Regions from separate parts of the Mus musculus genome. Here all the other regions are linked to region 2. The links are chromatin loops, found by intact Hi-C in ENCODE. Cell type or tissue: heart. All regions are shown on one strand.

Region 1 (8,000 bases), 81 kb before region 2:
TTCTGAGAAAAGGTATCATGTTACCCCAGCAGGCCTGGAACACAGGACATAAGTGGGGCTTGAACTCCTGATCCTCCTACCTCCATCTCTCAAGTGCTAAGATTACAGATGCATTTTCTAAGCATTTTCTACCACAATGCCCGGCTCCATTCTGGAAGCTTTGCTTAACACTTCTTTTTAGTGAGTACTGATGCATTCATTTCCATAACAATATGAAGATGATATTCTCACTCATAATCTTCTATTATAAGAAAAAAGAGGGGCTGGAGAGATGGCTCAGCGGTTAAGAGCACTGACTGCTCTTCCAAAGGTTCTGAGTTCAAATCCCAGCAACCACATGGCAGCTCACAACCATCTGTAATGGGATCTGATGCCATCTTCTGCTTTGTCTGAAGACAGGGACAGTGTACTCATCATATATATAAAATTCAAATAAATAAAATTTACAAAAAGAAAAAGAAAAAGAAGAAGTGAACCCGTTCCGTAGTATTTAGATTTCTGAAACTGGAATATGTGGGGATCACAGCTACTCTCCTCCTTAATCAATTTTTTTCACATAGGGGGAGCTCTTTTATTAACATTTTACTACATAGTTCTCCTTTAAAAGTTTTTAAGCCAGGCATGGTAATGCATGCCTTTAATCCCAGCACTTGGGAGGCACGGGCAGGCAGAGAGAGAGAGAGAAAGAAAGAGAGAGAGAGAGAGAGAGAGAGAGAGAGAAGGAGGGAAGGAGGGAGAGAAAGGAAAGGAAAGGAAAAAAGGAACTATCAATATATGCAACAGATAATGACATACAATACTGTGGATTCTAATGCTTGCTGAATATATAGTGAATATACAGGTGCCTTTGCCAATACTAAGCATAATTTTGTTTGGTTGGGTTTTTGGCAGGTGGGATGAGGTAGCTTTTCTCTGTGTAGTCCTGGCTATCCCCGAATTCTTTCTGTAAACCAGGCTGGCCTTCAACTCAGAGATCTGCCTGACTCTGCTTCCAGAGTCCTAGGATTTAAGCATGTGCTACCACCATCTGAAATTTTGTTTGGTTTTGGTTTTTTTCTATTTTAAGATTAAGTATAATTTTGTAATAATCTTCATTTAATCTGGAAGAGTCAGTAAGTATAAACCGTTGTTTAGGTGTATTGGGAGGGAGGGGGCCCCTCAAAGTTGCTTTCTTTTTTATGTTAGGCTGGTCTCTTGGTACCAAAGTTGATAGTGACTGTTTCAAAATACAACATGCAATCTCCAAAGTTCCACAATATCTTACTATTAAAACTCATGCATAAGTTCCTGTAAACATGAGACTGTGTAAATGTATGAGCTCATTGCATATCCATATGTTTTCCAAAGATTAGTTACATTCCTTGCAATCAACAATAGTAAATACCACCAACAGCTCAAAACTGCTGTTTTCCATGGCAAAAGACAATTAAAAGCTTGCCAGCCTGCCATGTTTCTGGATGTATCTTGGATACTAAATCTTTGCCATAGACAAACAGAAGCAAAAAAACAAACAAACAAACAAACAAAAACAAAAACCAACTAAATTAATAACAGTAAAAAGTAATAACATCTGCAAAACACTCCATCAACTCTGAAGTATTTAACTGCTAATTCCTGTAAGGCAGAGAATATATTTTCAGTCAGAAAAATTTCTGTATAATTTAATCTAAAAGATACACCCAGGGGGCAAGTGCAGTGGCCATGATGTAAAAAGCATACAATTAAAAAAATACATGGAGCCGGGTGTGGTGGTGCACGTCTTTAATCCCAGCACTCGGGAAGCAGAGGCAGGCGCATTTCTGAGTTCGAGGCCAGCCTGGTCTACAAAGTGAGTTCCAGGATGGCCAGAGCTATACAGAGAAACCCTGTCTCGAAAAACCAAAAACAAACAAACAAACAAAAAATACATGGAAAGGAGAAACTTTTAAACAGTGAGCTAACTAAAGCGGTCTGATAGAGTGGATGTGGCTGTAGCTCAGAGGTATATTACAGACTCAGCAGCCTGGGCCCCTGAGTAGAACCCCAAGCTCTACTCTATCCATACAAAGAGATCATTCGCATGGCGGGAGTGGTTAAATGTCTGCAATTGGTGCTTCTGTGGTTTTTTGGTTTTGTTTTTGTTTTTTTGGAGAGTGTGAGCTCAGGTCTAACAGAAAGCACTGACAATGTGAATCAAACCGTGCTCTACATAAACAATGTCGATTTTTGCCAACCCCACCCAAGCTACAGGTTGCTTTAAGGACTGGTTCCTATGATACTCATCAGTGTTCAGGAAAACGGTGACAAACCCTGGAGGCTGCCCCAACTACCTCAGACAAATACTTAGGTCACCTTCAAATGAACCTTGTATCACCTACCCATCAAAATTATGCCTTGCACCTCCCCAAAACTAAATTGGGGGGGGAGTTGGGGGTTTGTGGTAAAAAAAAAATATGTTGTTACCCCAAGGGGTACACTAAGAAGTAACTAAAGAAACCGTTTCTTTGGAAATACAATGTAATAGACATGAAAAACATCAATTTAATCGGGGTTTCCTACACTAGTAGGGATGAGAATGATGCCAGCGTTGAGTCAAAGACAACTTTAATCCAAAAACACGACATTAGCCGTCACAAATCCTCAGGAACTTTGCAACACGGGACGTGAGTAATTTGAAAGCCTACGTGACCTGCTGTATTCTTCAGCATTGAAGTGACCTGCAGAGAGTGAAAACTCAGCAAACACCCTCGCTCTGTCTGAACAATGACCTAAATAGTGGACTAGAAAGGAGCAGATGACGCATTCCATTCATCTGGTGGACCTTAAACGCGCAAAGGTCTCATAGTCCTTTACAAATTAATACAACAATTTGGTCACTTTAGTCATCGGAGTGTCTAGAAGAGGAGTGGGAAAAAAACCGAGAGAGAGAGAGAGAGAGAGCGAGAGAGAGAGAATCAGACGAAGGAAGAGCTAATTTCAGAAAGCAAAAAGCACTAGGAAGAGGCTAACTGGTTGATACGGAAGAAAAAAATTCTGGGGCCAAGTGAAGCAAGTTACGGAATGACAAGAGATGGCCAAAAGTCTCGCAGGACAAGCCTGTACAGATGTCTCACTTTTCCTGGATGCTTAACAGAGCTCCTTCAAAGCTCTCTCGCACTGTCCCCAGCCAATCAGAAGAAGTTGGGGACACGGTGAAACTGGATGCTGAGTGTCAGGTTAGGTCATCCCCACAAAAGTTTCATCCATGCCAGACCTGGGCCAGCCGCGGCATGGAGAGAGTAGGCGGGTTTGGGGCCGGGAGGACCCTGGAGCCAGCGGCTGGGTGCGGATCCGCTGAGGGTGCGCGGTGGGGGAGGGGGCGCCTGGGGACTCGAGCGCGGCCACTTACGAGGACGTGCTGGGCTCGAAGAAGTCCACGGCGAATCCGAAGTAACTTCCCTCGGGACCCGCATACTCGGCGGGACTTTCGACGTCCAGGTTGAAGGCGTCGGCGAGGGGCAGCAGGAGACCCGGCAGCAGCAGCAGGAGGCCGCCGGGGCGAGGGCGTAGCAGCAGGCGCCCGGGAGCAGCCATCGCCGGGGCGCGCGCGGGGCGCAGAGCCGAAAGACTTCAGTCCCTGTCCCGGTGCTCGGTGGCCGCGGCCCGCCGCCTGCGCGCCCCCGAACTGCCGAGCTGTGCTGTGCGCTTGCGGTCAAGGGCGGCGGGGCGGCCGGGCGGCGCGAAGCTGAGCCGGGCGGCACCCAGGAGGAGCGGTGTCCGACCCGGGACTCCGGCTCTGTCGCTGGCTCGCGCGGTGCCTGGCGCTGAGAAGTGGCGGGGCGAGCACAGTACCTCGGAACCGTGAGCAGCCCGGACTGGGGGAGGAGGCCGGGGAGGAGGAGGAGCCGGCCAGGCCGGGCCGCCCCGCCGAAAGAGGAAGTCGCGCTCACGGTGGCCTCCCACAGGAGAAGGCCGGGCGCACTTCCGTGCGCGCTGGCGGCCGGTCCTCCGAGGCTGTCCCGGGACTGCGGCCCAGATCCAAAGGACCAGGGGGGCAGTGGCAGCGCGCCTCCAGCCGAAGCCCTGCAAGCCGGGGACTGGCTGCAATCAAAAGAAAAAGAACCAGGCACACCCCGTTCCCTGGTTCCTCCAGGCACTTCTGAGGGACTTTTGTTTAAGAATGCGGAAAGCTTTATCCGCTTCTCTTACTTCTGCCACTTAGCCCGGCAGGCGCTCACCAACAGAACTCTGTAATTATATGCCATTTCCCTCCCCTTCCATCCTCCACACACTGAACTTAATTATAAACTCCCAGAGGGCTAGCACAGCTCCTCCCGGATGCGGTGTGTGGAACTGGATCTCACTGGCTGACAAAAACGTTGCAAGGCAAAGTTTAGGTGATGAGCCTCTCAAATCCACCCAGAAGACTTCAAGCCTGTGCTTGGATCTTCTCTTTTCTTTCTTTTACTTCCTTTCCTTTTTTCTTTTCTGTTTCTTGCTTTCCAGTTCCAATTCTTCTTCTGGCCTCTGTGTGTATCAGGCATGTACGTGGGTCACACCCATACACACAAAATAAGTCTTTTTTGTTTTGTTTTGGTTTTTTTTGGTTTTTTTTTGTTTGTTTTTGTAAATTTGCTCAGTATTCCTGTGTTCTATGTATATCAAGTGCTAAACAATTTGATGAATGGGCCGGGAGTGGTGATCCATGCTTTTAATGTGGTGGCAAATGCTTTTAATCCTAGCACCATGAAGTGAGAAGCAGGAGGATCTGGTCTGTGTAGCAAATTCCAGGCTGGCCAGGCCTACAGGTAAGACCTTGTCTCAGAAGGGAGGAGGAAGAGGAAGAGGAGGAGCAAGATAAGAAGGAAGAGGAGGAAGAGGAGAAGGGTGAGACGAAGAAAGAAGAAGGAATGAAGAATTTGGTCAATAGGATAAAATGATTAAATATAAATGCATTGCTTAGGCCTTGCATACTTCCAAGTAAAGTAGTGGAGAATTTGAACTATTTTCCCAAAACAGTTATTAAAAATCAGTCCCAGACTAAGCACAGAGGCAGTAGGCCCCCCTGAGCCCAGTCAACATAAGAAGATCCCTGTCTCACACAGCAGAAAAAACACCTCAGTGTCAGCATGCATTCATCTCATAACATAAGTAATCATGTGTGGGGGTGTGGATAGCCTTAGTTGGGTTAAGCAAGTTGATTTTTAAAATGTAAAAAATAAGCAGCAAAACTGTTGGGAGATCTTATCAGCCACAGGCTAATACCTATGTAAAAGCCACCTCAGAGACAGGAAATCCTGTGTGGATACTTATACACAAGACCCTGTGGTTGCTCTTTCATTCCTTGTCACCATTTGGGATCAGAATGTGGGGTTTAAGAGGCAGACAATGATTCGTGGAGAGCAAGAATGTTCTGTGCACTCCCTGTGTTCTCTGCATCTCTTTCTGAAAACCATGCTGCCGGCCAGTCGGGTACCCTCAGGTCTAGAGACTAAAGACAAGTCTGGGATTTTCAGTTTCTCATTCAGATGGTCATCACACACAATTTTTGAAAGAAATCGTGCCTTTTACTGGATGGAAATGAAAAACTACGGCATTTTCTTACATGATAACTACTTGAGATTTGTTCTTAACATGTGAATAAACTGCACAGCTTATTCTAACTATAGCCATTTAAAATCCCACCTTAATACAGTTCTTTAACCACAAAAATTCCAAGTCTGGAAGTTATTCTTTGTGCTTCTTCCACAAATGAACAATCTAACTAGGACTTAAACACAGAAAGTTGAACATTTCTACTACGCTTACAATTTGCTAACAAAATATTTTGCTTCTTTCTTTTTTTTTATGTGGGGTGGGCTAGTAGACACCCTCATTTATTAGCCCAGGTTAAATTGGAATTCTCCTGTCTCTGTCTCCCAAGTACTGAAATTATAGAAGTGTTCCACTCTCCTCAACTGTAATTTCTGAGTATCCCTCCCCCGACCCCATGTTGACCAAGGCTTCATGCACCCCAGACTGATCCCAAACTCTCTATGTACTTGAGCCTCGAGATGAGAATGCTCACCTTGAGCCCCTGATCCTCCTGTTTTCACTTCCCAGGTGCTGGGATTACAGGTGTGTGTCACATGCCTGTTTCAGAATTTCTTAAACTAAACCATCAGAGCACAGCTCTTCGGCCGCTTGTGCTTACACTGTGGAATAAATGGAATCATGGGATAGTCTGAAATGTGGCCAGCAAATCTACAAATGATTGCTAATGCTTTCCCCCCCCCCCCCCGCCTCTTCCCTTTTGTATACACATGACCTTGTGGTTAATGGAGATTAAAGGTCAAGCTTCTAAAAATGTATTTCCTTTAAGTTGATGAGAAAAGTGAATACTTGCAACCAGAAGCCTTTACAGATGATAGTGTGGGTGCTGGTGAAGTTCCTGTAGAGACAGCCAAAGATGCCAATATAAGTTGCCCGGGGGATCTTCAAAAAGGTTGATGGGAAGAAAGGGTTCCATCAGTCTATGTCCTCTCTTCTTACAGCTTGGCTGTGAGAAGAGCTACACATCGGCTTTGTGAGCATGGGAAGCTTAGCAATGGAGGTCAGGATCTAAGAGTTACAGAGCAGAAAGAGCGAGTTTCTGACAACTGTGAATCCCCATTCCAGCCTTGGATTATAAGTCCTTACAATGTACATTCAAGAAAATATAGTGTTTCTATCTTTGTTCAAACTGCTATTATCTAAGTTTTCAGTAGTACTTTCTTTTTTCTTTTTTTCTTACTCTCTTTTTTTAAGATTTACTTATTTTATTTTGTAAGGCAGTAATCCCAGCACTGGGGATACAGAGGCAGGCAGATTTCTGGCTTTGAGGCCACCCTGGTCTAAGAGAGAGAGTTCCAGGACAATCAGGGCTACACAGAGAAACCCTGTCTCAAAAATATCATCATCATCATCATCATAAAATTCTAAAACAGCATATATATATATATTCCTGGGTGGTTGGTTGGGTGGTTGGTTGGTTGGTTGGTTTAAATAGCTAAAACAGCTGCATTGTGTGGCAGCTTTGTTGCTTTTTCAAAGTTATCATTTACTGAAGCCAGAGTGAGCTCACTTTTAGGTTATGGAGAGTCTCAGACACTCTGTCAAAGGTCCTCCAATGGCCGGTATTTAGACAACAAATTTGAGTTAAGCTCTTGGGAGTGTTTCTCCAAGTTTTGAATGGGCTGGTCCCTTCCCTAGCTTTAGTACCTTTATAAATGATTCACTTGGGGCTTTTTCTGGAGTCTCCACCATTACTTCCTCTAAAGCTAAAGGGATAATTAAGAATTTCTACCCATCTATCATCAAGGAAATGTGCCAGGGGATTTTCATGAAATGTTAAATATTTGGATTTAACAGGAAATGATTATGTTCACTAATATGGAGATCTTAATTACATAATTGAATTAGGCTTAAATCTCAGGAGCAAAATGAATTAAAGGCTTGGTACAGATTCAGCATTTTTTACAATTAGATTTTTTTTTTTCTATTTGGTTTTGAAGTAGTAATTACTACTATGAAGATAGTTTACCCAAATTAATTCTACCATTTAGATATAAGAGTCTTGGAAGTGAGTTAACGTTGTTACTTTTTTCACTCCAATTACCTCATTTTAGTTGTTGCTGTTTTTGTTGTTCGTTGTTGTTATACAAACAAGATTTCACTATGTAGCCCACACTGCTGGGAATATAGCTCAGTAGTACAGTGTCTCCTGATATTCATAAAGCCCTGAACTCAATCCTCAGCACTGCCACAAAACAGAACAAACAAACACAAAACATATGTGTACTGGCTAGTTTTGTGTCAACTTGACACAGCTGGAGTTACCACAGAGAAAGGAGCTTCAGTTGAGGAAATGCCTCCATGAGATCCAGCTGTAAGGCATTTTCTCAGTTAGTGATCAAGGGGGAAAGGCCCCTTGTGGGTGGGACCATCTCTGGGCTGGTAGTCTTAGTTCTATAAGAGAGCAGGCTGAGCAAGCCAGTAAAGAACATTCCTCCATGGCCTCTGCA
Region 2 (8,000 bases):
AGAGGACATATTTTTTTTTTTTAATCTGCTTGCCCTAAATCCAAACACACCCCCAACCCAAGTCAAGAATTATACTTATTTTTCTTTTGTTCTTTAAGACAGGATTTTGTACTGCACCCAAGGTTGACCTGGAATTCACTATGTAGTCTATGCTTGCCTCAAACTTGAAATCCTTGTGCCTCAGCTGCGATTACAGGCTCTGCTTAGTCTACGATCAGAATTTCTGTTGCTCAAAGCTGATTTCAAAGTATTATTCTGGCTGTAGGTAAACAAATGTTATATACTGTTTGGGAACAATATGTGAATGGAGAATAAAACTTCAACTTTACAATACTATGTGATATATTCATTTCAAGGAGAAAATACATACTCATAGTAAATCCATGATATCCCAGACAGCTTAAAAGAATAATAGGAAACACACATAATTTTCTTTTGTTTGTTTTATATGAAATTCAACTCAGAAGCCACAATATAAACTCACTGCATAGCTCCAAAAGTTGTCAAGACATGCTACGGTGTTAGAGAAATTATAAAATAAACCAAACTAGGCTTAATTCTATTACTGCATGTATTAGGATAATTTTAATCAATACTTTCTTTAAATGCACTTATCTTATTTGTTTTGCTTTTTTTGAAACTGGTTTCTCTGTGTAACAGAGCCCAGGCTGTCCAGGAACTTGCTTTGCAGACCAGGTTTGCCTAGAACTCTAAGATATCTACCTGTTTCTGCCTCCCCAGTAGGATTAAAGGTGTATGCCACCATGTCAGCATTAATGAATGTATCTTTGGAGATGTCTTCACTAATGAAAGCTAAAGTTGAGTTCTCTTTACTTCAAAAACAAAAATATTGCAACCACTAAAGAAACCAACCAACCAACCCTTCTTGACTAAGACTGTACAGAGCAGTGGTAGAATTCACCCCTAGAATGTGATGCCTTGGGTACAACCCCTAGAAAACCAACGAAATCTTGTTAGAGATGAAGGAAGACAAAATATATTCATGATTTTTAGGGCTAATAGACTATTATAAATAACTTTAATTTTGCTGTTGTCTTTCGATCGAGACAGGGTTTCTCTGCGCAGGCCCAGAGTCCTGAAACTTACTCTGTAGACCAGGCTACTCTTGAATTCAGAGCTCTACCTGCCTCTGCCCTTCTGAGTGTCATCTCCACTGTCAGGTGACAAAAATTAACGAAACAAAAAACCCTTTAGTCTCATTAATTAAAAGTGGTTATAGGTCCAAGTGGCCTGAAATACATTCTATAATGTTTTGTAACATTTATTTTTGAATGGAAATTTTACTGTTTTGTGGTCTATTTTATATTTATTCAATCTCAGTAGTTTGTAAGTAAAATGCTATTTCTGAATGTCCTTTGTTGGCACAATATTGAATTGCCACCAGATTATTATTCCCAGAGATTTAAGTCTCCCAAATCCTGATTTTTTTCTTCAGATGTAAAGGTGACAATTATTTTTCTTTCTTTTATTTTCCCTTGGACAAGAGTTTCTCTGTGTGCTCTGGCCATTCTGTAGACCAGGCAAACTGTCTACTGAGATGAAAGGCACACACCAGCACTGCTTGGCAACAGTTTTGCTTCCAGATGTTTGGCTACGGCAGTTCTACCTTAGAACTCCAACAGTCAGTAAATTATTAGATGTGTTCACATTAATTTTATTTAAATTAAATCAGCCAACTTTAACTACATACAATCTGACAAAAGATTAATCTCATTAGCGTGTATAAAGGAACCCTGGCGAATTCTCACTTCTATCTTTCAAGGCTATAACAATCAAATGTTGAAAAAAAACGATCATAAGCAAACATCTCATTTCGAAACCCCAAACATTCATTCTGGCTATTTTAATAAGAACGAGCCTACTAAAGGTTACTTTATACTCAGATGCTGTAAAATAGTCATCTTTTCTTCCAACTACATCCAAGTCTATGAGGTACCATTTACTTTTAAATGAGGATTAGTATGGAAGAAATACGTTTATCGAATGTGAAATTTCATTACCTATCTTAAGGAAACTCAAGTAGACAATCGTTGTAACCTGAGGAACATTTAAGAACATCAGTACCTTGCCTCACTCACTGAATGCCTACAAGTTCAATGCATTAAAAGACGCTCGTGTGTGTGTGTGTGTGTGTGTGTGTGTGTGTAGGTAAACTGGGAGCTCCCAATTTAACATAGGTACTGTGACAGAGCCTACGTTTAATTCAGACTCCATGTATGAACGAAGCATTCTGTACAAAACCGCTGGGCCACGCTTTTTGGGAAACCTCTGTTCTTGACACGAAAGTTTCCAGATGGACCAAACACCAAAAGAAACAACAACAACAAAAAAGTGGTAAATAGTCCGCTGGCTCTTGAAAATGAACAGCGCTACCTCTCACTGCCTGATAAAGAAAAAAACCAAACCCAAGGCGTCAGGTCAGTCAGGAGGGGCCTTCCAGAGCGCCACTCAGCTTGTTTTTTCAGGCACAGCCCGAGGAGCCGCGGAAAGTCGTGAGCATCGAAAGGCCGGGCCGGGGGTCCCTGGGCGGCCGAGTGGGCGCGGCGGGCGCGTGGGTGGAGACGCGGCGAGCGCGGGGGCGCAGCGGCCTCACTACAGCGATGAGGGGCGGCGAGAACCACTTCAGTCGGGGCCCACCGGGCCGGGCGCCGACACGTGGCCCCGGGGAGCCGCGCTCCGCAGCCCGGCGAGCCCCAGCCCGGTGCGGCGGGGAGGGGGAGGGGACGTACCTCGATGATCTTCTCCTTCTTCTTCTGCTCCGCCTTCTTGCTGCCCCCGGCCTGAGCCTGTTTCTTGGGGGGCATCGCGGAGGCGGGGGGCACCGGGCCGACTGCGACGCAGATGGCTACCGTCGGGGCGTCCGGCAGCTCGGCGGGAGCAGGAAGACCCAGCCGCCGCCGCAGCGCACGGAAAGCGACTCGCTCATTCGCCGCCCGGATGTGGCCTTTGCGACAGCACGGCGCCGCTATGCACTGTGGGGCGCGAGGCGAGGCGCCCGGAAGTGGAGCTGCGCGTGCGCTCCGGCTGCGCCGAGCCGGGAGGGGGCGTGGATGAGACGTGGGAACTGGGAAAGGCGCGGCGTGTGACGCCTCCTTTTGGTGAGGCGCTTGCCACTTGCTTGGCTTCGTCCTTCATTAGCACCGCGAGTGATGCCTCCTCACCTCACTTGTATAGACCCCTGGCGTAGAGAGTTCTAGATCTAGTTAGCACTGGACAGTACCATCTTGAGTAATCACGGAGCGGCTGCATCAATTATGAGCTACTGTCTTGTCCTCTGGAGGGGCAGGGTTGCAATGCAGCACCTTCAGTATGAAGTTGCGTAAAGAAATAAAGTTTCATTTGGAGATCGTCAGACGTGGAGTCCTAGTGGGTGAAATCCTTAGTTTCTCTTCAAGTCCTGTACTAATTTTAGGGGGCTGCCTTAACGATTCCGGAAAAAAAAAAATCACTATTTTACTATGTCAAACTAGCCTAACAGTATGGGCCAAGCCCAATTTAAGGTTAGTTTAAGTGTTTGGTAAATTCCATAATGACTTTACACACACGATTTCACTCATTACATCTACACTGAGGTACGAATGGTTAACTGTTAGCACTGTTTGAGATGAAACGCAGAAAGAAAGGTGGCTAAATGTAAAATCCAAGATAAGAATTTCAGCCTGGTTAGTCTTGCTTCAGGGCTCTGTTTATATTGTAGACTAAACCAAAAGTATGGCTTTTGATATGCAAATGAATCTACTATTTTTTATTCAGCCAAATACTGACTTTAAAAAAGCACACAATGAATGGCTGTTCTTTTGCATGGTTACTGTTTTACCTACATTGATTAACAGAAGAATCATCCTTCCAGAGAAGGGAGTTATTAGTTTTTCAACAATTTCATAAGCAGAAAACTACTTTGGAACCCTAATGCCACCATGAGGGAAATGGACAGTGTTCATCTGATGGCAACCAAAGCAAAAAGAGACACTTAGGGGCAGGGGACCCAATATTCCTTTCAAGGGCTTTCCCCAGTGATCTACTTCCCTTCATGTGTTCCACTCTCCCTAGGAGTGTCACCCAACTCAACAGGAGCCTTTGTGGAACACTGTGACAGTTTACTTTTCTGTATTATTTATTCTTCAGAAGTTGATTAAGAATTCCTGTAGTAGCAGAATGTAGTAATCTTAATATCCCCCTTTTTAGTGATTCATTTAATGTCTCTAATTTTAAAGAATTTTTTTATGGCAATCGTAAGTATGGAAAAGTTGTAAACAATCTAGAATTTCACAGTCATAGCTGAAAAATCATAGTTCACTATTATCTTTTGTTCCTAACTTCTAACTAAACCTATCCCATGCTAATGCTAGACTATGTGACCAATATTCTTAATATATTCTCTTATATGGAAATTAGAGTTGGTTTTAGTTGTTTATAACCAAAATTTGTTATGGACTGAACTGTTATGGGCTGAATTGTGTTTTCAAAACTCACAACGTCTACTACTTCAGAATGTAACTACATTAGGAGATAAGGGCATTATAAAGGAAATAGGTAAGTTAAAATGAGACTTTCAGCATAGACCTAATCCAATCTGAATGGAGTCCTTATTAAAAAAAAAGGAAAAATTGAGTTTAAAATTTTTTTGAGACAGGGTCTCCTTAAGTTGTTTACATTGGCCTTGAACTTCTAGCCTGGACTGGCTTTGAATTTGCCATCCTCCCATTGAGCCTCCCGAATAGCTGGAATTGCAGATTTGTGTTATGAGCCCTGGTATAAGAGAGAATCTATATTGTGCACAGAAGCAAGAAAAATCACATGAAGACATAGCGGGAAGGTCTGTGTCAAGGAGAGGCCTTAGAAGAAAGCAAACACAGGAACAGGACAAACACAGGGATAGGACGGAGTCTAGCAAGTCAAAGCTTTGAGTTCAATTTCCAGCATCATACAAACCAGGTATGGTAGCACAAGCCTGTAATCTCATCACCTGGGAAGGAGAGACAGAAGAATCAGAAGTTTACGGTCATCTTTGGCCACAGCAAGCTCAAGGCCAGCTTGGGTTGCATAGTACCTTACTCTGTGCATATAGCCTCCATCTTGTTTAAGTATCAAATCTGTAGTACTCTGTTATGGAAACCCCAGCAAAGTAGTACTCTGGTAGTAGTACTCTGGTAAGGCTTAGGACTAGAGTATAGACATTGCCACTGTGGTGAGCAGAAGCTATTTTATTCCAAATCTTTTGATAAAAATAAGGCTAACTTAACTGACCATGTAAATTGCTGACTCATCTCCTGAGTTGGGAAGGTACCTTCTAGAAGTGTTTTTATTTAAATATTTAATGCTTCAAGTCCTTTGACTTTCAGACAGTCTCCTTCAAGTCATTTTCCCCTCCAAAATAAACTATGACAAAAGACTTGCCAGCAGAGCATGTAAAATCTCTTTTAACCTGTCAATTTGAGTTTCTGTACTGTAACCCTTCACCGCAACCTACAGTGACATAACATTTTCTTAAGTGGATAACTTATCTGGTTCTGTTTGAAATACTTCTTGCTACCATTATAATAACTATTATGGCATTTGTCAAGAAGTCGAGATGTACAGTTTCCAAATATTGTTTTGCTTCACTGAAGCCTAAACCACTTTTCATGACCCCCATCAATCATGCCTGTTCCCTAGTAATAGCTTTCCGGTGCTTTCCCATGTCCTCTTGCAATAAGTGCTAGGAGTCTGCACTTTCCCTAGCACAGGAGTGAATGGTTTTTAGCTTCTGTCACTTCAATTGATATTCCTCATTTGAGGCCAACTTTTCCTATTTTCCACCTTCATATACCACTATGTCTCATGCCTTAGAGCTTTTTCAAGGTCTTACATATATGATTGTACAAAGAAAGAAAAGTAAAGAAAAAAGTCTCTATTCCATGTAGGTGCCATAGCTAGAAGTGTTAGTGGACTGTTTTTTTTTTTCTTCAACCTCCAAGTTTAGTCAAATCATAGCCACGCCCCTCCTCCCTCAGTTTGGGTAGAATTGGAGGCCTTACATGTGGTGAGCAAGTGTTTTCTTATGAGCCACATTGTTCTCCTCTTCAGTATAACTCAGATGCCTGCCTTCAATCGCACAATCTTATTTCAAGGCTGCATTTTCACTTGGACTATTTTGAGGGGGCTTTTACTTTCTTTATCTTGTTCCAATTTCTTCACCCAGTATTACTCTCAAAATAAGTCCTCTGATACAACTTTGATGGTGTAACCCTATTACTTAAATGTTTTCTTTCTAACCATGTAGGAATGGTTTTATCACAGGTTTTTATTTTTCCATAAACTTAAGGTTTTTATATTACATTCACGACCATTCTATAGTTACATTAGTGACAATCCTACTCTAGCAGGCATTACTATTTTTTATTTTCTTCATTTACATTTCAAATGCTATCCCCAAAGCCTCCTATACCCTTCCCCCTGCCCTGCTCCCCTATTTTTTTTTTTTTTTAAATACAGTTACTGTCTTAGAAGCTAAGTCTAAACTCTATAAGGATTTTATTCTTTTCTGGAGTTTATGAATGGCCTAGGATTGGTGATTATATCTTGTTCTTATTTTTTCACAAAACCATGATGAATTACATAAATCAGGGATCAGTAAGTGTGAGTCAGTGGAGTTAACAAAGAATTCATATGGAAGATCATATGATGAAAGCAGCAACTTAGACTATGGTAAGTAAGACCTTGATGTCTTTACTGATGAATAATAGTACCTACTGCACCTTGTCTCTTAGAGCTCCATAAGTGTGTTCATAAACATGAATGGTGTGGCCAGATGTGGTGGAAAAGGACTCTCATCCCAGTCTTTGGGACACGGTGGCAGGGAGGTCTGTGAATTCAAGGTCACCCTGGTCTACATAGTGAGCTCCAGGAGAGCCAGGACTATATAGAGGTACCCTATCTCAAAACACCACCACCTACAAAATCCAAACCAAACCAAACCAAACCAAACCAAACCAAACCAAACCAAACCAAACCAAACCAAAGAAACAACAAAATGAATGATGCAGGGCCAGAGAGATGGTTCAGCTGTTAAAAGCCAGGCTTGCATACAAAACATCAAAGATGAATGGGGCGAGAATTCCTTCCTCATTTGCTCTCTAGTAATATATTTAATTTTATATTTAGTTTTGTTATTGGAGATGAATTTAATAAAAGCCTCATTGCCAAGATGACATGAGCACCCAGTCCTGTCTGAAGAATTTCCCAATAATTATGGGGTGCAGAATTGTCACAACAAAATATTGCAACAGAGGGAGCTTTTCAGGATGAAGTCTCCATGCTGATGCACACATTTGTTGCCTCCTACTGTCCAGTTTTCCTGATATCATTATGGGATGTAAAGATGCAGCAGTGTTTGAGGGATTGTGGGAAAGGGGAATGGTCAGTATATAACGTGTATTAATGTTACTAAATTATTTACTTGTAAGTTCTAGGTTTGAATGATACTTAAACCCCATAATGACACTGGTTGTCTCACTGCGCAGAAGACTGAAAAGAAGATTGGACCAGTGGTTTTACTGGCACTTGTATTTTACTTGTTAAAATTCGAACCTGAGGGGCTGGAGAGATGGCTCACTTGTTAAGAGCACTGACCGCTCTTTGCGAGGTCCTGAGTTCAGTTCCCAGCTACCACATGATGGCTCACAACTATCTGTAATATGATTTGATGCCCTCTTCTGGTGTGTCTGAAGACACACCGTTGTACTCATATACATAAAATAAAGAAATCTTTTCAAAAAGTAGAAAATGTGGCCTGATAAATGTATCCATATGCTGTTTGTGTGTGTGTGTGTGTGTGTGTGTGTACATGCAGTGAGAGAAGGGCTTTGTGTCCCTCGGTTAGACCTACAGGTGGATGTGAACTGCCCTCCATGGGTACTGGAATGACGTTCCGGTCTTCTGAAAAAGCAATATGGGCTTCTAATCACTAAGCCATATATCTTCCCCTGTTTTTCATCTTC
Region 3 (8,000 bases), 130 kb before region 2:
TTTGATTTTTTAAAGCAATCCTATGTGACACTAAATGGTGGCTTGAAGATAAACATACCAATTCCTCCTTCTTCTGGTGCTACCAGTCCAAACATGGACATCTCTTTGACTTATAATGGCCCTGATACCAGCTATACCAAATTGCCTCAGTGTCCTTACTTAACAACCTTATGCCTCCTTGGTAACATCTCCTGACATACTAAACATGCCTGGATTTTGCATTCTTTATGTGAGACCATCAAGGCTGGAAATATCTCAAACACCATGGTAACTCCATTCTAGTGCTCTTTAAAAAAGAATATTTCCTACATATACACTCACCCTATTGCACGCTGAGTTCCTCAAGAATGTGTGTGGGTGATTACCCTCTTTTTTGTTTTGTTTTGTTTTGTTTTGTTTTGTTTTGTTGGAGACAGGGATTCTCTATGTACAAGCTCCCTCTTGTAGACCAGGCTGGCCTCAAAATCAAGAGATCCACCTGCCTCTGCCTTCCAAGTGCTGGGATTAAAGGTGTGTGCCACCACCACCTGACTAAGGATGTGTGTAGGTGATCAACCTCTTTGTTTCTTGCTGTTTTGCTTTGCTTGAGACAGGGTCTCTCTATGTAGCTTTGGCTGGCCTGGAACACACTATGAAGACTAGGCTGGCCTCAAATTCATAGAGATCTGCTTACCTCTCCCTCCAGAACGCTCCACTTAAAGGTGTGCACCATCATTCCAGCTTTGACTAGCCTCTGATTTTCAGCACCTAGAAGACTATCTGGTAGCCACAAGCCCTAAGAATATGTCATTCTTTGAAAATATGTATTTGCATCATGTAAAGTAGTCCTTTTAACCTTTTCTAAGTCTTTAAAAGATAATTCAAATTAACATATGCATTAAGAAAATACTGACTGGGATTGGAGAGGTGGTTCAGCAGTTAAGAGCACTGACTGCTCTTCTAGAGGTCCTGAGTTCAGTTCCCAGCAACCACATGGTGGCTCACAACCATCTGTATTGGGATCCAACACCCTCTTCTGGTGTATCTGAAGACAACTACAGTATATTCTGGTGTGTCTGGTGTATACATATACATAAAATTAATTAAATTCATTAATTAAAAAAGAAAATATTGATTAGTTTCCCAGAAAAAGATGGCTCTAGTCTATGGGGTTATTTAGTATGAGCTGTCTCTTTCTAACCCCGTCAATATTGCATGCACAGTTATTGTCTCCCTCTCTGCTGCTGTCTGGAGCCACTTGCACTGTCATGATCTCACTTCCTCCCTGGATTGCACTACTGTTCTCTTTAGGTTTTTTTTATTAATTTTTTATTAGATATTTTTTTCATTTACATTTCAAATGCTATCCCCAAAGCCCCCTATACCCTCCCCCTGCCCTGCTCCCCAACCCACCTACTCCTGCTTCCTGGCTCTGGCATTCCCCTGTACTGGGGCATATGATCTTCATAATACCAAGAGCCTTTCCTCTCATTGATAGCTGACTACGCCATCCTCTGCTACATATGCAGCTAGAGACACAAGCTCTGGGGGAGTTGGGGAGGGGGTAACTGGTTAGTTCATATCGCTGTTCCTCCTATAGGGTTGCAGACCCCTTTAGCTCCTTGGGTACTTTCTCTAGCTACTTCATTGGGGGCCCTGTGTTCCATCCAATAGATGGCTGTGAGCATCCACATCTGTATTTGCCAGGCATTGGCATAGCCTCACAAGAGACAGCTATATCAGGGTCCTGTCAGCAAAATCTTGCTGGCATATGCAATAGTGTCTGGGTTTGGTGGTTGTATGTGAGATGGATCCCTGGGTGGGGCAGTCTCTGGATGGTCTTTCCTTCTGTCTTAGCTCCGAATTTTGTCTCTGTAAATCCTTCCATGGGTATTTTGTTCCCCATTCTAAGAAGGAACGAATTATCCACACTTTGGTCTTCCTTCTTCTAGAGTTTCATGTGTTCTGTGAATTGTATCTTGGATATTCTAAGTTTTTGGGCTAATATCCCCTCATCAGTAAGTGCATACCATGTATGTTCTTTTGTGATTGCGTTACCTCACTCAGGATGATATCCTCCAGATACATCCATTTGCCTAGGAATTTCATAAATTCATTCTTTTTAATAGCTGAGTAGTACTCCATTGTGTAAATGTACCACATTTTCTGTATCCATTCCTCTGTTGAGGAACATCTGGGTTCTTTCCAGCTTCTGGCTACTATAAATAAGGCTGCTATGACCATAGTGGAGCATTCTCTTTAGGTTTTAACCCTTCCCTCTGTTTTGTTTTGTTAGGCAATAATGACAAAAACTGCACAGAATTACCCGAGTCTACATAACAATACAAAGCCTAACTTAATGTTTCCTTTTCCACATCCATTTTGCTGTGATTTGACTGTGAAATGTCCTGTCCCTCAGCCCATAGACTCCTGTGTTTGAGTACTTGGTCGCCAGCTAGTGGCGCTGACCTGGAGAGCTGTGGGACATCACAGAGGTGGACCCTGACTGGGAAAGTGGATGAGTGTTTCAGGGAGAGGGAGCAGGCCATGAGGCCTTATCATCTGGCCTCACTTCCCATCTGTGCTCTGCATTCTGCAGATAGACAGATAGACCAGGTACTTTATGCTTCTGCTGCCACTGCTCTCAGACTGTAAGCTAAAGAAAACCCTTCTCCCTGTGGTGGTTTAAATATACTTGGCCCAGGGAATGGCACTATAAGGAGGTGTGGCCTTGATGGAGTAGGTGTGTCCCTGTGGGTATGGGCTAAAAGACCATGTGGGAGACAGTCTTCTAGCAAGCTTCAGATGAAGATGGAGAACTCTCAGGTCCTCCTGCACCATGTCTACCTGGATGCTGCCATGTTCCCACCTTGAAGATGAAGATGATAATGATAATGGCCTGAACCGCTAAACCAGTAAGTGAGGCTCAGTTAAATGCTGTCCTTATAAGAGTTGCCATGGTCATGGTATCTGTTCACAGCAGTAAAACCCTAACTAAGACACTCCCTTAAGTTGCTTCATATCTGGTAACAGCAACACGTAACTAATTCGCCTTTTGCTGGTACCTAGTGAGGTGGAGGACTGAAACAGGCATTCACTGTTACCAGATCTGAACAAAATGAGATTGGAACTAACAGCACAAAAATGCATGTTTACATAAACATGGCTCAGGTAATCTTCCACTAAAGAATTACCATTCACGGTTCCCTACAGACCATCAACACCTCCTAAGGTATTTATCTCCTAACAGTAAAACTTCTTTGTAAAAATCTTTTCAAAGATTTTTTGCTGTTGTTTACACATGCTGTCAAATAACATAACAAAAATATGAAAAGCAAGATGACAATATCCAGGAAATGTGACTTTAAAGTGACTGGAATACCTTTGGAACAAAGCAACAGCTTTCTGTCTTAGTTGTTCCAGAAAGCCTGGGAGACAGAGCCCAGCTGAAATGAAAGGGACCTGATAATTTTACACAAGGTAGAAAATCAAATACAGTTTTCTTTCTTACCTCCAGGTTTTACTGTCAGTGAGCAGTGACCTACAGTGGTCTTTCCATAACTTGTTATAAGCTTTATTCTAAGGTTGAATGCTATGTTCTTTGATGACAAAAAAAAAATTTTAAGACTATTTTAGGAAGCAAAATATACCCTGGTCTAGTTATTCCCTAAGTCTGAAATCTTCTAAGGTTATTCAAACTGGCCTGTGACACACAGCTGTCCACAGGGCAGGAATGGAGGTGTTTCCTTCCACTATGCAGTCAGAGTCATCTGTACCACTGAATTTATCGAGTCTTCTTCCTAATAACTTTCTAATATGTTGCTTAAACCCAAATATATTGCTGATTATGCAAAGAAACCAACAATTCTTCTCTCCTCACTATCCTTTTACAAAAATCCTTGTAACCTAAATTTTATGTATCTAATTTTTAATCTGTATTTCAGGCTTCGGAAAAGAGCTGTGTAGTAAAAGCCAACTTTTATTTTAAAAGGTATCTGAAACTATTGAAATATAAGGCCACCATAACACAATGAGCATAAGCCATTTACAAGTCCCCATGAAAAGATATATAACCTCTCTCTGAGGTTTCACTATAAAGCTGCGACTATTTAAAAAAAAAAAAAAAAAACCTCTAGTGGAAACTCGTGCCTGAGTTAGGCTTTAAGTCATTACTGCTTTGACAAAGGCTGGGAGGTAGTTTTTCACTTGGAAGCAAATGGACACTAGAGGGCACTGACAGGCAGCAGGATGCAGAGGGCTCCCTGAGATTGGAGGCTCCTTTCAGAATTCAATCATCTCTAGCTCATGAAAGCCAAGTTTTGACATTTTTTGCTCATTTTCAAGGAAAAAGAAATAGCAATCTGGTTTTAAATTTGGTGTCTGTGATGTGCTCTCCATCTTTCCGGGAGGTTTGCACATAGGAGCTCCTGTACATGGTGTTTTAGGACTTCCTCTGGTGACACAGAAAGGCGCTTGGATCTTACCATTGAAGCCATCCTGGTCCAGGTCTCCCAATGGAGCTATGGCACTTCCAAACCTGGCAAAAACCTCAAAGCCGTTCAGCTTTGTAGTCTGGAAGTCTCCCACTGCTCTCTGCAGAGACACTGAGACCTGGCCAACCTCCTGGAGTTTCCCATCGGAACCTCGGTCCATGAACAGGGGGGCTCCAATAAACACATCTGCGTAACTGAAAGAAGAGAACATCCTCACACACAAAATCAAACTCTATCTGACAGTTGTTATTCCTCTTAATTTTCTATTTTATTCTATGGGTGGGTTTTTTTATTTGGTTGGTTGGTTGGTTGGTTGGTTGGTTGGGTTGGTTAGGTTGGTTGGTTGGTTACTTGGTTGGTTTGGCTTTTTGAGACAAGGTCTCTCTGTGTAGCCCTTGCTGTCCTAGAACTTGCTCTGTAGACCAGGCAGAACTCAAACTAACAGAGATCCACCTGATTCTTCTAGGAGTAAGGGGGTACCAGGTCTTCATGTGTGTCTGTGTACCACATGTGTACCTGGCACCCTCAGATGCCAGAAAAGGGCTTTGGATCCCTTAGAACTGGATTTAGGTGGTTATGAGCCACCAAGTGGGTGCTGAGGCTCAAACCCAAGCCCTCTGCAAGACAAGCCAGTGCTCTTACCCACTGAGCAGTCTTTCCAGCTCCTCATCAGCACATTCTTATTAAAACTCCTCTTTTTCACTCAGTCTCCACTTCCCACCCGTTTGCAGGCTTCTTATAACTACATGGCTCAATGGTAGGTTATTCATAAAATTACATTGTCCTGGTTTAAGATAATGGTTCTCAACCGATTGGCCTTGACCCAGTGGTTGGTTGGGTCAGAGGCAAATATTAGAGGCAGAATATTAGATATTCTTAATATCAGATACTTCCATTCATATTTGTAACATCAGATTCATAACAGTAGCAAACTTACAGTTATGAAGTAACAATGAAATAATTTTATAGTTGGGGGTCACCACAACATGAAGAAGGGTCACACCATCAGGAAGGTTGAGAACCACTGTGTTAGAGTTAAAATTTAGGACCAACTCAAGGATTTCCTCATATTTATTATTAGGGAGCATCAACTTGTTTTCTTAAAATGACAGAAGAGTAACAGGAAGAAGACAAAGAAACAGAAGAAACACTGTTTAGTTTTAGTCAAGCACTTATAAACACAGAGGAAAAATGGTTTCTGGAAACAATTTTTTAAAACTTACTCATCCCCATTAATGTCAGTAGCAGCTACAGAAAATCCAAAATACGCAGCCATCTGAAGAAGAAGATAGAACAAAACATTTACATTTCATTCAGCCAGATGAACATTTACACTAATATTTATATCTTAGAGAAAGGCTGATTTCTTTCTCTGTGCATTTAGGGTCTTTTTGTCTGCTTCCTAAGACAATGGCCATCCGTTAATGAGGCTTTTTTAATTTTTCTAGATTTATAAGCAGAACACATTTCATGTCCATCATCGCAGGGCCTAAGCCATGAGGCTTTTCATCCCTCCTCTCTCTGAGCCTAACACAGCAGGAAAGAGGCTCCAGCCTCCATACAACACTGGGAGGACCTTTCTCTGCCCACTGTGTAACTTCTCCTTTGACGTTACCAATTTGTAACTTAGTTCCCTGAGACACACAAACGAGAATGTTATAAAACATCTCTACTCACTCCAAAAGGATTGTACTAAAATGAAGAACTTATATTTTGCAATGCAGCTATGCATATGTCATCAGTAATATACACACCTGTAGTGTGCTTTTGGCACCTGATAAAACTAAAACACGTAAGCCATCCTTTTCTTGTCTTTTCTTTTCTTTTGATTATGGGGTTTTCAAGACAGGGTTTCTCTGGGTAGCCCTGGCTGTCCTAGAACTCACTCTGCAGATCAGGCTGGCCTCAAACTCACAGAACCACCTGGCTCTGCCTCCCTAGTGCTAGAATTAAAGGCTTCATGGGTAATTCTCCCCGGCCCCAATTGGATAATTCTTTAAGGAAACATTGATGATATCAAGGAAATTTTATGCTTTTGTATAAGTTTTATTTTTTAAAAAGCAGCAAACAAAAACAAGCTATATTATACGGAGACAAAAGGATTTGCTAAACCATGATATTCTGTTTAAAAACAAAGGTTGAGCTACAATAAATGCAGCACCTGCCTTCAAAAAAAAATAAAAATAAAAACAAAGGTAAAATATCTGAAACCAGGTGAGCAGTGAAAGCAGAGGGCAGGTAGATCTGAGTTTGAGGTCAGCCTAGTCTACATAGTGAGTGCCAGGACTATCCAGAGAAACCTTGTCTCAGAAAAACAAAAAACAAACAAAAACCCCAAAGCCTGTCATAATTCTATTTATAGCTTTGTATGTATGGACCTATTAAACTATTTCCACAAAACACTGACTGACACAAGATAACACACTGGAAATGGAATCTGTCATGCAGACTTGAACAGCAGCAGCAAGAGGGGCCTTCTGCAGTGTGTGTCAGGCTACTCTGCAGATGACTTCTGTATTTTCACTTTCTACACTCTCCTCAGTGAATTTTCATAACGGGGTGTGAATTTTAATACCATACCTGTTCACCAGTAAAATTGTGTAAAGAGGACATATTTTTCCCATCATAAATATAAACCTGTGCAAAAAAAAGAGAAATATTTAAAATTAATGATATCTACAGATGGGGGTGGCATATGAATATGTTTGTGGAGATATGGGCATGGGGGGAGGGGAAGGGTGCTTGTACATGTGTCAAAGTTGAGTGTCTTCATCCCTTTTTGAGGCAGTCGTTCATTTGTATGGTGACTGGCTGGTGAGCAGCAGGGGTCCACCTGTCTCTACACAGCACCAGGGTTACAGCGTGATGGGCCTCCTTTCAGATGCCCACCCGGAATCCAAATAGCAGACCTCATGCTTTTGAGATATCTTCTGACCATCTCCCCAGCCCATTCTCCCCCATAGGTTTAAAAACACCCTTTTTCATCTTACCATTCCCAAAGTCCTTGCTGCTCTTGGAACTCCTGAGACAAAATCTGGGGGGGGGGGGGAATAAAACCTTAATTACTGACTCATACCATTTACAGTTACCAAACTCAGACACTATTGTGGATGCCAAGAAGTGCATGCTGAAAGGAGCCTGATATGGCTATCTCCTGAGAGGCCCTGCCAGAGCCTTACAAATACAGAGGTAGATGTTAGCAGCCAACCACTTGACTGAGTGTCCTTAATAGAGGAGTTAGAGAGTGGACTGAAGGAGCTGAAGGGGTTTGTAACCCCATAGGAAGAACAACAATATCAACCAACCAGACCCCCCAGGACTCCCAGAGACTAAGCCATCAACAAAGGAGTACACATAGTTCCAGCTGCATATGTAGCAGAGGATGGCCTTGTCAGGCATCAATGGAAGGAGAGGACCTTGGTCCAATGAATGCCCAATAGATGCCCCAGTGTAGGGGAATCAAGAGTGGGGAGATGGGAGTGGGTGGGTGTGTGGAGGAACACCCTCATAGAAGCAGGGGGGGAGGAT

What was found. Hi-C counts contacts between places; a loop is a spot of excess contacts. Peaks named below come from ENCODE experiments on the same cell type or tissue, not always from the same donor. Only the 100,000 strongest peaks of a DNase experiment are listed, where the experiment ranks them.
Region 1: a loop joins it to region 2, with 3 times the contacts of the local background. A loop is called at or near these places in 11 of 42 quality-filtered maps.
Region 3: a loop joins it to region 2, with 5 times the contacts of the local background. A loop is called at or near these places in 9 of 42 quality-filtered maps.

What each region holds. Positions count from the first base shown.
Region 1 is chr2:83,720,287-83,728,286 of GRCm38, reverse strand. It overlaps Itgav (integrin alpha V), which reads right to left and starts at 3,890. Exons shown (of 30, transcript NM_008402.3): 1 at 3,368-3,890. The coding sequence starts at 3,552. In heart, a CTCF peak has its summit at 3,924; DNase peaks (open chromatin) are centred at 3,266 and 3,896; H3K4me3 peaks cover 3,013 bases; H3K27ac peaks cover 2,740 bases.
Region 2 is chr2:83,639,478-83,647,477 of GRCm38, reverse strand. Zc3h15 (zinc finger CCCH-type containing 15) reads right to left here and starts at 2,900. Exons shown (of 10, transcript NM_026934.3): 1 at 2,751-2,900. The coding sequence starts at 2,825. In heart, a CTCF peak has its summit at 3,099; a DNase peak (open chromatin) is centred at 3,017; H3K4me3 peaks cover 2,479 bases; H3K27ac peaks cover 1,456 bases.
Region 3 is chr2:83,767,801-83,775,800 of GRCm38, reverse strand. Itgav (integrin alpha V) reads right to left here. Exons shown (of 30, transcript NM_008402.3): 9 at 7,463-7,506; 10 at 7,053-7,109; 11 at 5,696-5,748; 12 at 4,464-4,666. Among named protein-coding and RNA genes, the nearest start is that of Fam171b, 41 kb to the left of the region's middle. In heart, a CTCF peak has its summit at 4,205 (motif pointing right); a DNase peak (open chromatin) is centred at 4,220.